Regions from separate parts of the Mus musculus genome. Here all the other regions are linked to region 1. The links are chromatin loops, found by intact Hi-C in ENCODE. Cell type or tissue: heart. All regions are shown on one strand.

Region 1 (2,500 bases):
GTGTGAGCAACTGTGATAGTGAACACTTGTGGAAACAGCCAGGCAGCACTGTGTACTCCTTTAATCCCAGCAGAAACAAGCAGGTCTCTGAGTTTGAGACCAGCCTGGTCTATAGAGTGAGCTCCAGGGCAGCCAGAGAACCTCTCAGAGAGGCTGGCTTTTGGGATGGAGGCATACGGACTCGCTTTCTCACTCTGCGACTCAGAAGAGGTTGAGAACCACTGTTCTAACTGGATCTTCTTCCCCATTCCCAAAGATTCCACAGATACTAGCTAGGTGATGCCAGACACCCAGAACTTAGAATGCTCCCTAGAGTGTGCTAAGGTCCAATGAGAGCTCACAACGTTGCTGGGCTCTGTGAGTTTTTCCATGAGTTTTGAGACAGGGTCTCTCTCTCACCATGCAACTCTGGATGGCCTGGAATATTTTATACATCTGGCTGGCCTCAAACCTACAGAGATTCACACTACATCACCAGATAATCAAAAAACCTCGGCCCTGAGCAGTAGTGGCAAGTATGAAGTCTGCGTCTTCACACACACACACACACTCACACACACACACTCACACACACACACACTCACACACACACACTCACACACACTCACACACACACACACACTCACACACACACACACACACACACACACACTCACACACACACACTCACACACACACACACACACACACACTCACACACACACACTCACACACACACACACACACTCACACACACACACACACACACTCACACACACACACTCTCACACACACACACACACACACACACACACACACTCACACACACACACACACCCATCCCTGTGTTTGCCAGTCCTGAGACTACACTTAGCAGGAAGAGGATGGAGTTAGCTGGCTCCATCCTCTTGGAGATCTGGTGGCCTCAGACTGTCATCCCCCACAGGGTGGCAGATCCCTGCCAGATACAGATAAGTAATGGGTTTAGACTGTGCTTTCTAAATATTGCCTGGGATGTGTGTGAGTTTACAGCATCAAAGAACAAGGGACAGCTGAAGTATTGGATCTTGACGTTGTCAAGTCCTGATTACAGAGGCTCAAAATTCACACATTGTAAACTATCGCTGACTTTTTCTAAACCCTAAACAAAGCTCAATGGTTACAACTCAGGTCAGTGCTTCTCCTATAGATAAATTAACCACATCAAAAGGTGTATTCTACACTTGGCAGCCGCTACAACGTCAGAGGCACGGTAGTGACATGGGACCAACAAGAGAAAAACAGCGAGAAATAGTGCTCACCAGACAACTGAGCTTTTTTTCTTGTAAGCATGAAAGACAGACTACAGCTCTAAATCAGGGATCCTTGGGAATGCCTGGATGTTTCTGAGGATGCAAAAGCCAGTGTGTTAACGCCATAGCGCCACAAGATGGCGCTGTAGGCCCGAGGAACGCACCGCGCGGGCGTGGCTTTTTGTTTCAAACCTACTCAGGGCAGCAAGTTATCTTTGGACCTAACAGTCAGTGGACTGGACGGAGGAAGGTCGGCTGATTGAGAAAATACTGCCAAAGCTGGTTTCCACCCAGGAGCAACTGCTGTCTTTGCTTACGACCTACTAACATCCGAAGGGCATTCTGCGTGGTGGGGTGGGATGGGGTGGGTTTGAGCATATCTGGATCGCTCGTTTTGCAAGATGGATGAAGGATCCCGGAGTCCTTTGTGTGTTCTCAAACGCTGGTGATTTGGGGCAGGAGGGTGGGTCCCTTTTTGTTGTTTATTTATCTCTTTTGAGTGCCCGTGGAGGTCAGAGAACAACTTTCTAGAGACCCAGGATTTGAATTCAGGTCGTCAGACTTGGTGGCAATTGCCTTTACCTGAGGATCCATCTTAATTTCCCCTCCCCTTTTCACTTCTACTGGGCTAGTGTATATTGAGGGCTTAGGTGAAAAGAAATACATTAAGTATTTTAAGTTCATTATATCATTTGATCTTAGCCACCTAGTGACCTTATTGTTACTTCAGAGGTGGAGAAACTGAGGGCCGCAGAGAGGCAAACATAGCTTTACAAACGGCAGAGCCTGTTGGTCTCTAGGTACTTCTGAGCAGGAAAATCTCCCCCAACAGGAAGTTGAGTTTGGCAGCTGAGTGCTTACCTAGTATTTGCTAGGTGAAATTCCCAGAACTAAAAGCAAACAAAATACCGTGGAGTGGGGTAGGCAGTACAGATGTATCTCAGATGGCAGAGCGCCTACTTAGTTAGCATGCACGCAACCCTGGACCACAGATCCACATGAACAGAACTCTGGGGTGGTACCTACAATCCCAGCATCCAGGAGGTGGCAGAGCCATAGAAGTTCAGGGCCATCCCCGGGTACATAGTGAATCTGAAGTCAGCCTGGGCTACGTGAAATGTGTACAGTCAAAAATCTTCCAGAACATCTTATATTTCTCTCCCTCCCACTTCAAAATTCTTTCTTGGGATTCAGACTTCTCCACAGTGATCATAATTCTAATCGTGTGT
Region 2 (2,500 bases), 530 kb after region 1:
TGAAACTGAGGATGAAAACACTTAAAGATAGAAGGTCCCCATTCTCTCCTACATCAGAACAAGAAGTAAGAGGAATAGTCCTGAGGGCTGATCCATCAGAGGAGTTAGCCCTGCTGAAGACCAGTTTTGAAACAAACAAACAAACAAAGGAGCATTGATTCCCTATTTCCTGGGAGGCAGAGGCAGGAGGGTCACTTCAGCCCAGAAGTCTGGAGCCAACCCGAGCAGATCAGTGAGACCCTGTCTGGAAACAATGACGACAAAGGTTAATCAAAATACAGAAACCAAAGACTGCCTCCTGGATTTCAGGGAGTTCTCTCCAGTCTAGACAAACCATGCATCATAGTGAACTACAAGCCGGGATTTGCCTTCATCTAATTACCTCCCCATACCTTCTGCCCCAGTGAGCCTTGACCTGAGGCTATCTGAAAAGAGGGTCTTGTGAACCTCTTGCTGCGTTCTATAAATAGGACCTATAGGGTAAAAATAGCATCTATAACATTAAAAAGCAAGACTTAATTAGAACAGTCAAACGGGAGGGAGCAGCAATTGAAGCATGGTAGGTCCAGATGAGCATAAGCCTGAACTGTACAGCCAACGACTATGCACATAGCCTGTCTTCATGCACCATTCCTCACTGCCTCCCCTGTACCTCCCACCTAATCCTTGGCTCTGCTTCAGTTTCCTGTACCAGAGAGCGTTGGTAGAAGTGTAGGTTTGTACAGGGCACTACTGCCCCAAAGGAGTGGGTTATATAGTGAACTACCGCCCTCCAAGGAGACTTCACTCTGTGTCATGGGATGCACACCTTGGCCTCTTTCCACTCCACCTTCCCAAAAAAGCGCTAAATACCGAGGAAGAAGATGGAGCTGGTGGTAAGAATAAAATCCTTTGCAAAAAAAAAAAAAAAAAAAAAAAAAGGAACAGAAGCTCCTCCTGAAGTGCTGGGGTCCTTCTCATTTTTTCTTGGTCTTGCGTTTAAGAGATGAGCCATAAAATGTGTGGGCCTCTGTAACAAAACAGTGTATCTGTTTTCTAATGCAAAAGGTAGCTGCTTGCCTGAGTCCAGAAGTGAGAGAACTGTGCCCTCAAGTGGCTGAATGGTGCACTAAAATCATAGCTCAGGAATAAAAATAAAATAAAAGGCTGTAAAGGACGTTGTCGGCTCTCTTCTGAATTTTTCCATTCTTAGAAAAAAAGAGGATTGTTTATTGTTGAGTTTGGGAGCCAGACATCAGGATGTGGGCTCTGTGTCCCTTTTTTGCACGAGGCCTGAGCTGGAAGCATTTTTGTTTCCATTTCTTGGCTTTTTCAAACAGCTTGATTTTTTTTTTTTTTTTTTTCCCCACTGCTCATCTGAAGTAAATGGTTTGTTAGGGAGTTCTGGCCACTGCTTGCTAAGCCCAGTAAAACAAATGCCTAACCGTTCTCTCTTAAGGTGGACCTCCTTAAACACTTCTCCAAAGGGTGAAAAGCACAAAACCGTCCAATAACTAGACAAGCATGAAGTGTGTAGGCTAAGCTATTCCATTATAACTATAAAGCAAAAAAGGTTCCTTCCTCAGCACAAGATTCACTCAGGAAAACGTATGGTTAGATTAAGCACAGCTCTGAAAAAGCAAGAGAGAGTTCTGTGTGTTCATAAAGAGTGCCCTGCACACCCGGCTTCTCAGGAGGAACAGTTTGTGGGGGTCATGCTCTGTAACGTGTGCATAGGTCCAGTTCACATCTGCAAAGAAGCAAAATTGAATCCACTGGTCCACAGCCGGCCTGAGGTATGGCGCATACACTCTGTCCATCTCTTCTGTTCACTGCTGTTTCTCTGGTAAATCTCTTAGAAGCCCACTGCTTAGTTTCAGCAGGCATAGCAAGCACCAGCTTGCGGCACGGGGCTTTTATAAGTGAGCCACTCCACATACATAAACGAGCTGTTTCCAACGAGGAGAACTGGAAGTGGCTGCAAGTCAGGAGTGGCAGAAGGAATTTTCACTCTGCCTTCGGTACCTTTAATATTTGGAACCTGTGAATGAGGTTACCTATTCCTTAGGAAATAAAACTCGAACAACTAATGGAACAATGAAGAGTGGAGGGTGCTTTTGATAGAGATTTCAGTAGAGGCACATTTATGGAGATTTAAAGAAATGAGGTCTAAGCTTTTTTATATGACCAAGATTCCTTGGTGATGATGCTGAGTCAGCACACAGGCAAGTGGGCCGCACCACAGCACGGAGAGCAAGCACCACCCTCACGTGAGATGTGAGGCTTAGAGACTACTACGTGTTCTTTGACAAACGCACTTGACTGCAAATCTAGATGAACACTGGGATCGCTTCCCAAATCAAGTGGATGAAGGGGTGGGCCACTCTAAGTCACAACAGACCTTTGGATGACGTCATATAGTGGAGAACCTAGCACAGTTCCTGGGGCTCCTGAGCAGGGCCCTCCAGAGTGAGACCAGACATTGTGTGACATGCCCACACTTCCTTCCGGTACTGAAAAG
Region 3 (2,500 bases), 90 kb after region 1:
CATCTCTGCAGCTCTCTGCAGGAGAACAGGGTGGCATGAAAACCCTGGGGACCTTTATCAGGTGTCCTAGTCACTTGCTCATCTGCATTTGGTATTTATTTTGCAAGTTGGCAGCTTATAGCTATGTTGGCTTATTTTGATGTAAGAATTTTGCAGGCATGACTGAAACATTTTTAAAAGTCAAGTTGTGTTCACAGTTGGTGATGCGAGGCTTAAGAGAGCCCTGCCGCATCCCAGTCCTTTATTCAGTCTCCCTGGATCATTCTCTGTTATGCATACATTGAGAATGTCCCTCCTTATGCCTTATGTGCCATCACACTGACAGAAAATTGTTGTGCAGATTCCCCAAAGTAACCTCAAACTTCTGAGATAAAGGTTATGTTAGACGGTGACTGTGGACTGAGTATTTCAGGAACACACGGAAGCTCTACCCTTGGCCACCTAAAACAACAGCTCTCTTCAAGACACTAGTGCTTGTTTCTCACCTGCATAGGTGAAGAAAAGCAGAAGAGAGTTCCAAGAAGATTTCAACAGAAAACGGAGGGCTTACGCGATGAGTCTAAGCCCTAAGCAACCAAGAGCCTGCGCATTTATAGGGGATCCGCCCCACAGCCGAGGTTCAACTGCAGAGACAGGCCGATCTTGGTGAGTTTGAGGCCAGTCTGGGATGACTTGAGAATTAGTATTTTCAAAAAGAAAAACAGGAGAACCTTGATGAACAGGGTTTGTTGGGAGATGACTGCCACCCAGGAAGCTGCACCTAACATATTCTAAGCTACCCCAAGGTAGAGCAGGCTGGAGGAGGTGGGGCCTCAGATATATCTAACTCTGGGCAGCTGGGTATTTCTGCAAAATGACAATGTGAGAAAAACCAAAGCTGAAAATGAACCCTAAAAACCATACACAATTCCTTCCTGAGTCCCTGCAGCCCATCTTTGCTGACATTAACAGATAGATAGGCCAGTGTGCATCACATCATACTGTGACTACGTGTGTACTGAACAGAACATGTGCGTGGTACATGGTGTGCACGTGTGTGCACTTCCATGCATGCGTGTTTCACATATTCCATTAACTCTGGGTCATACCTGCCACTGGTTTCCAGTCTGAGCAGGCACGTAAGGTGCTGGGAGACTCCGCAGGCTGTTCTTCACGGGGGATCCCCCGAGGGAATTCCCCACCTCCCCTGAGGAGGACTCAGCAGACAAGGCCATGGAATACTGGGGGTAGTTGTACAGATTGTTGTAGTAAGGAAACAGAGAAGGCTGGTAAAAGCTGCTGTAGTAGGCGGGGTCTGATACCAGGTCAGATGTGTTCTCCATATGCCCTCTGCTGGTGACAGCAGGAATATCCTGGATGACCATGCGTCCCTCTAAAAGAGAAGAGAGAAAAATAAAATAAAATAAAAAGATGTGGTTAAGGGGCAGCGTTTGGGATGTAAATCAATAAAGGAATGAGTGACGTCGTAAGATTTAATGTAGGCGGTCCACAGATCTTGCCTTCTACAGCTCAGCTGGGCCTCACACGTTCACCCTCAAGACAAACCAAGAACCTGGAGTGCAAGGGAGACATCCTCCCCTGCTTCTTCAGTCATAAGGGGAGGGTTCCAAGGCCGGCTCTGTGCTGATGGCAAAGCTGAAATACCCTTGGCTAGGTTATTTTCCCTGGGAACACCAAGTCACTTTTGAGGTAGGGTAAATGGCATGACCGGAGTCAAACATCAAGGAACTGGAGATCAGACCCGATTAACCTATGAATTCTTTACCATGTGATCAAGTTAACGTCACCCCAGGAACTCAGTAAGGGGCTGAGTTTGAGAGCATACAGTTTCTTTTTACTTCCTTCCATGGTAGATACGGTATTCTTTAGTATGGACCAGGACTATGGACCAGGAGCAGACCAACGGAGCCACGTTATGGGAGCTTCACCTGATGCAAATTAGAGGGGGAAAGTGAAGGAGAGATGAGAAAGAAAGACCAACCCGGGAGCAACACAAGACCAGTCAGAGGCCACATTAGACTACAAATGTAAGGGGAGCCCAATACAGGCACGGACGTGTGGGGCTTGGAAATGAAGTGGGAGGTGATGGGATGTGAGGACTAAGGATAAAGGGGGGTGAGGCGCAGGAGTCTGGGTGTGGTAGAGTGACACAGAGCTGTGTTCTGTTTACTCTAAGCCATAGGGCATGAGGTACAGGGCTACGAGAAAGGATGCATCTTGAGTCTTCCTGGGAGCCACCGAGGCTGGAGGCTGAGACCCAGAAATCACCACCCAGCAACGGTTACACCTGGGGAGTGGGGTGGAGCCAAGGCATGAACTGAAGCAAACAGATGCAGCATCCCAGAAGCCAAAGCTGGCACCGACTGCAGAGGGTTCAGCTGCAGTGGCAACCGATGCTCAGAAACCACGTAAATCCAGAAACCACGTAAACCCAGAGGGGGTCAAGATGAAGGCAGTCTTTGAGAGTTTCTGTTGTGGTCTGAATGAAGGAAGCAACAGC
Region 4 (2,500 bases), 500 kb after region 1:
CCTAAAATTCTCAAATAATTAATAAAGACGGAAAAGAGAATAGTTGTAATAAAGTGCTAGTGAAGGTGGACAGACTCCTTGTTGGGAACGTAAATTGTCCAATCCTTATAGAAATCAGTATGGTGGGTGCTCAGGCACTGCAAATAGCACTACCCTCTGACCCAGCCAACCATATGTGGCTAGGTACCTGAAAGGCTATCAGTCACACACTGGAGAGACATGTGCACATCCATATTATTGCATCACTATTCACAGTAGTCACGCTATGGAAAGATCTTAAGTGTCTATCAGCAAATAAAGAGGTAGAGAAGATATTTTATACACACAACGGAGTGTTATTCAGTCACAGAGAGCAAGGTTATGCTGTTTGCTAGGAAATGGGCATACTGGGAGACCATCATGTTAAGTGAAGCAAGCCAGACGTAGACAAATATTGCATGCGTTCTCTGGTTTGTGGTGCACACGTTGTATAGGGACACTTGAGTCCATTAAATGCATACAAAATGAAAGCAGAAGGGAAGGGGACCAGTGAAGGGCATTGAGGGGTGAGGGTAAACGTACTCGGTCTACTTGAAACTATAAAACCATCGCATGTACAATGAATATGGACAATTAAACAAACAGACAAGACACAAAATAACCACCCCACACTAATAGTTCCGTTCTGGAAAAGTACCATCAAAGCACCCGACAGAGGTAGAGAGCTGAAGTGATGCTCAAAAGCACTTGCCGTTCTTGCAGAGGACCCGGGTTTGGTTCTCAGCACTCACACAATGGCTCACAACCGACACCTTTGCTGGTATCTTCTGGCACACGGTATGCTCATAGTGTACATACATGCATACATGCAGAAATGCTTCTACATGCAAGTTAAATAAGTGTTTTATGAAAGTATTTGGCAAAGTCGATGGAGGGCAACTGAGTACCTAGCTAGGCATGGTGGCTCACAACTGTAAACTTAGCACTCGGGAGGCTGAGTCAGGAGAATATCCGTGAGTTCAAGGTTGGTCTGAGTTACCTACTAAATTCTAGGCTAATCTGGGTTACAGAGTGAGACACTATGTCAAGACACCTAAAAGAACCAGGCAGTGGTGGCACATGACTGTAATCCCAGCACACAGGAGGCAGAAGCTGGTGGATCTCTGAGTTGAAGGCCAAACCTGGTCTACAGAGCAAGTTCCAGGAGAGTCAGGTTTACACAAAGAAACCCCGTCTTAAAAGAACCCCAAGTTAAAACAACGCCAAAAAGATTCAGGTACCAACAGTTCCTTTAGTGTGCTAAGAAAGCAGGAAAAAAATATGAGAACAGTGCCCCACCGTGTTTTAATACGGTACTACACCAAAACATCAATGGTCAAAACTCTTTCTCAAATACTTCAAAATCTCTATAAAAAGAGTATGTTAGCATTCTAACCACCAAGGAAAGATGGATGTATGTGGTGCTAAACATCCTAAGTACCCTGACCTGATCAACATACAAAATACTTACATATCAAAATATCAAGCTGTACCTAGAAGTGCATACAGTAGACATCAGCTAAGAAGCAAAACAAGAGTACATGTGCCCCCTCCCCACCCCCATCCCTACCTTTGAAGACATGATGTTCTTAACTTCCTCATCGGCTGCACAGTGTGACCCAGTCAGGTCTGGGTTGCTGCTGCTCATCACACGGGCCTGCATCAGCTTTGAACTCACTGCAGCGGCAGATGTGCGTCCATATGTGTGGTATCGGGGGTCGGGGACTACGGTGGTGGGGCCACCTGTACCCCAGCAGCCAGAGACATGTCAACAGACAGGACAGAGTCAGTTACGGAGCTCAAGAAAGACTGACTAAGGGAGGAATGGTGGGGAAATGTGAACCTAAGATGGGGCCTTGAGTATTCTGCAGCTCGGAGGGGCAGGGTGTGAGGTGGAGGGTAGTGGGGAGGGCTGTGGGGGGACTGGAGGCATACACTTGGTACTAGTCTGTCACCAATTGCCAGAGTTTCTGAATTCTCAAGGAAAACGAGAAACACAAATATTTTTGTGTGCTCAATATTTGAATGACACAAGTCTTGTAAGTTTTGGAGGAAAGTTGTTCAGAATTGAGTCACCCAGAGTCATCTTTTGAGGACAGGCAGATGCAATATTTCAAAGGAAGTCCAACTCTGGTTTAAAAATTGGATTGGAACTACAGATTTATGTAAATTATGACTGCAGAGACTTAAAAGGTGCCAAATTTATTTGGATGTGGAATTTTTAAAAGTCTACTGATGGAGTTACAAAGTTTGGAGCTGAGACAATAGGATGGACCATCTAGAGACTGCCATATCCAGGGATCCATTCCATAATTAGCCTCCAAATGATGACACCATTGCATATACTAGCAAGCATTTGCTGAAAGGACCCTGATATAGCTGTCTCTTGTGAGACTAGGCCGGGGCCTAGCAAACACAGAAGTGGATGCTCACAGTCAGCTATTGGATGGATCACAGGGCCCCCAATGGAGGATCTAGAGAA

Evidence for each region. A loop is a pair of places that touch in the nucleus more often than their neighbours do. Peaks named below come from ENCODE experiments on the same cell type or tissue, not always from the same donor. Only the 100,000 strongest peaks of a DNase experiment are listed, where the experiment ranks them.
Region 2: a loop joins it to region 1, with 3 times the contacts of the local background. A loop is called at or near these places in 10 of 42 quality-filtered maps.
Region 3: a loop joins it to region 1, with 6 times the contacts of the local background. A loop is called at or near these places in 36 of 42 quality-filtered maps.
Region 4: it touches region 1 in a loop (2.7-fold over the local background); 16 of 42 quality-filtered maps call a loop at or near these places.

What each region holds. Positions count from the first base shown.
Region 1 is chr19:25,634,967-25,637,466 of GRCm38, reverse strand. No RefSeq gene overlaps it. Among named protein-coding and RNA genes, the nearest start is that of Dmrt3, 26 kb to the right of the region's middle. In heart, a CTCF peak has its summit at 1,393 (motif pointing right); no DNase peak of the experiment used is centred here; H3K4me3 peaks cover 428 bases; H3K27ac peaks cover 616 bases.
Region 2 is chr19:25,106,202-25,108,701 of GRCm38, reverse strand. All of the region lies in intron 14 of Dock8 (dedicator of cytokinesis 8), which reads right to left. Among named protein-coding and RNA genes, the nearest start is that of Gm34235, 11 kb to the right of the region's middle. In heart, a CTCF peak has its summit at 1,109 (motif pointing left); no DNase peak of the experiment used is centred here.
Region 3 is chr19:25,544,691-25,547,190 of GRCm38, reverse strand. Dmrt1 (doublesex and mab-3 related transcription factor 1) reads right to left here. Exons shown (of 5, transcript NM_015826.5): 3 at 1,089-1,372. Among named protein-coding and RNA genes, the nearest start is that of Dmrt1, 40 kb to the right of the region's middle. In heart, a CTCF peak has its summit at 1,348 (motif pointing left); no DNase peak of the experiment used is centred here; H3K27me3 peaks cover 1,346 bases.
Region 4 is chr19:25,131,325-25,133,824 of GRCm38, reverse strand. It overlaps Dock8 (dedicator of cytokinesis 8), which reads right to left. Exons shown (of 48, transcript NM_028785.3): 22 at 1,589-1,761. Among named protein-coding and RNA genes, the nearest start is that of Gm34186, 23 kb to the left of the region's middle. In heart, a CTCF peak has its summit at 1,333; no DNase peak of the experiment used is centred here.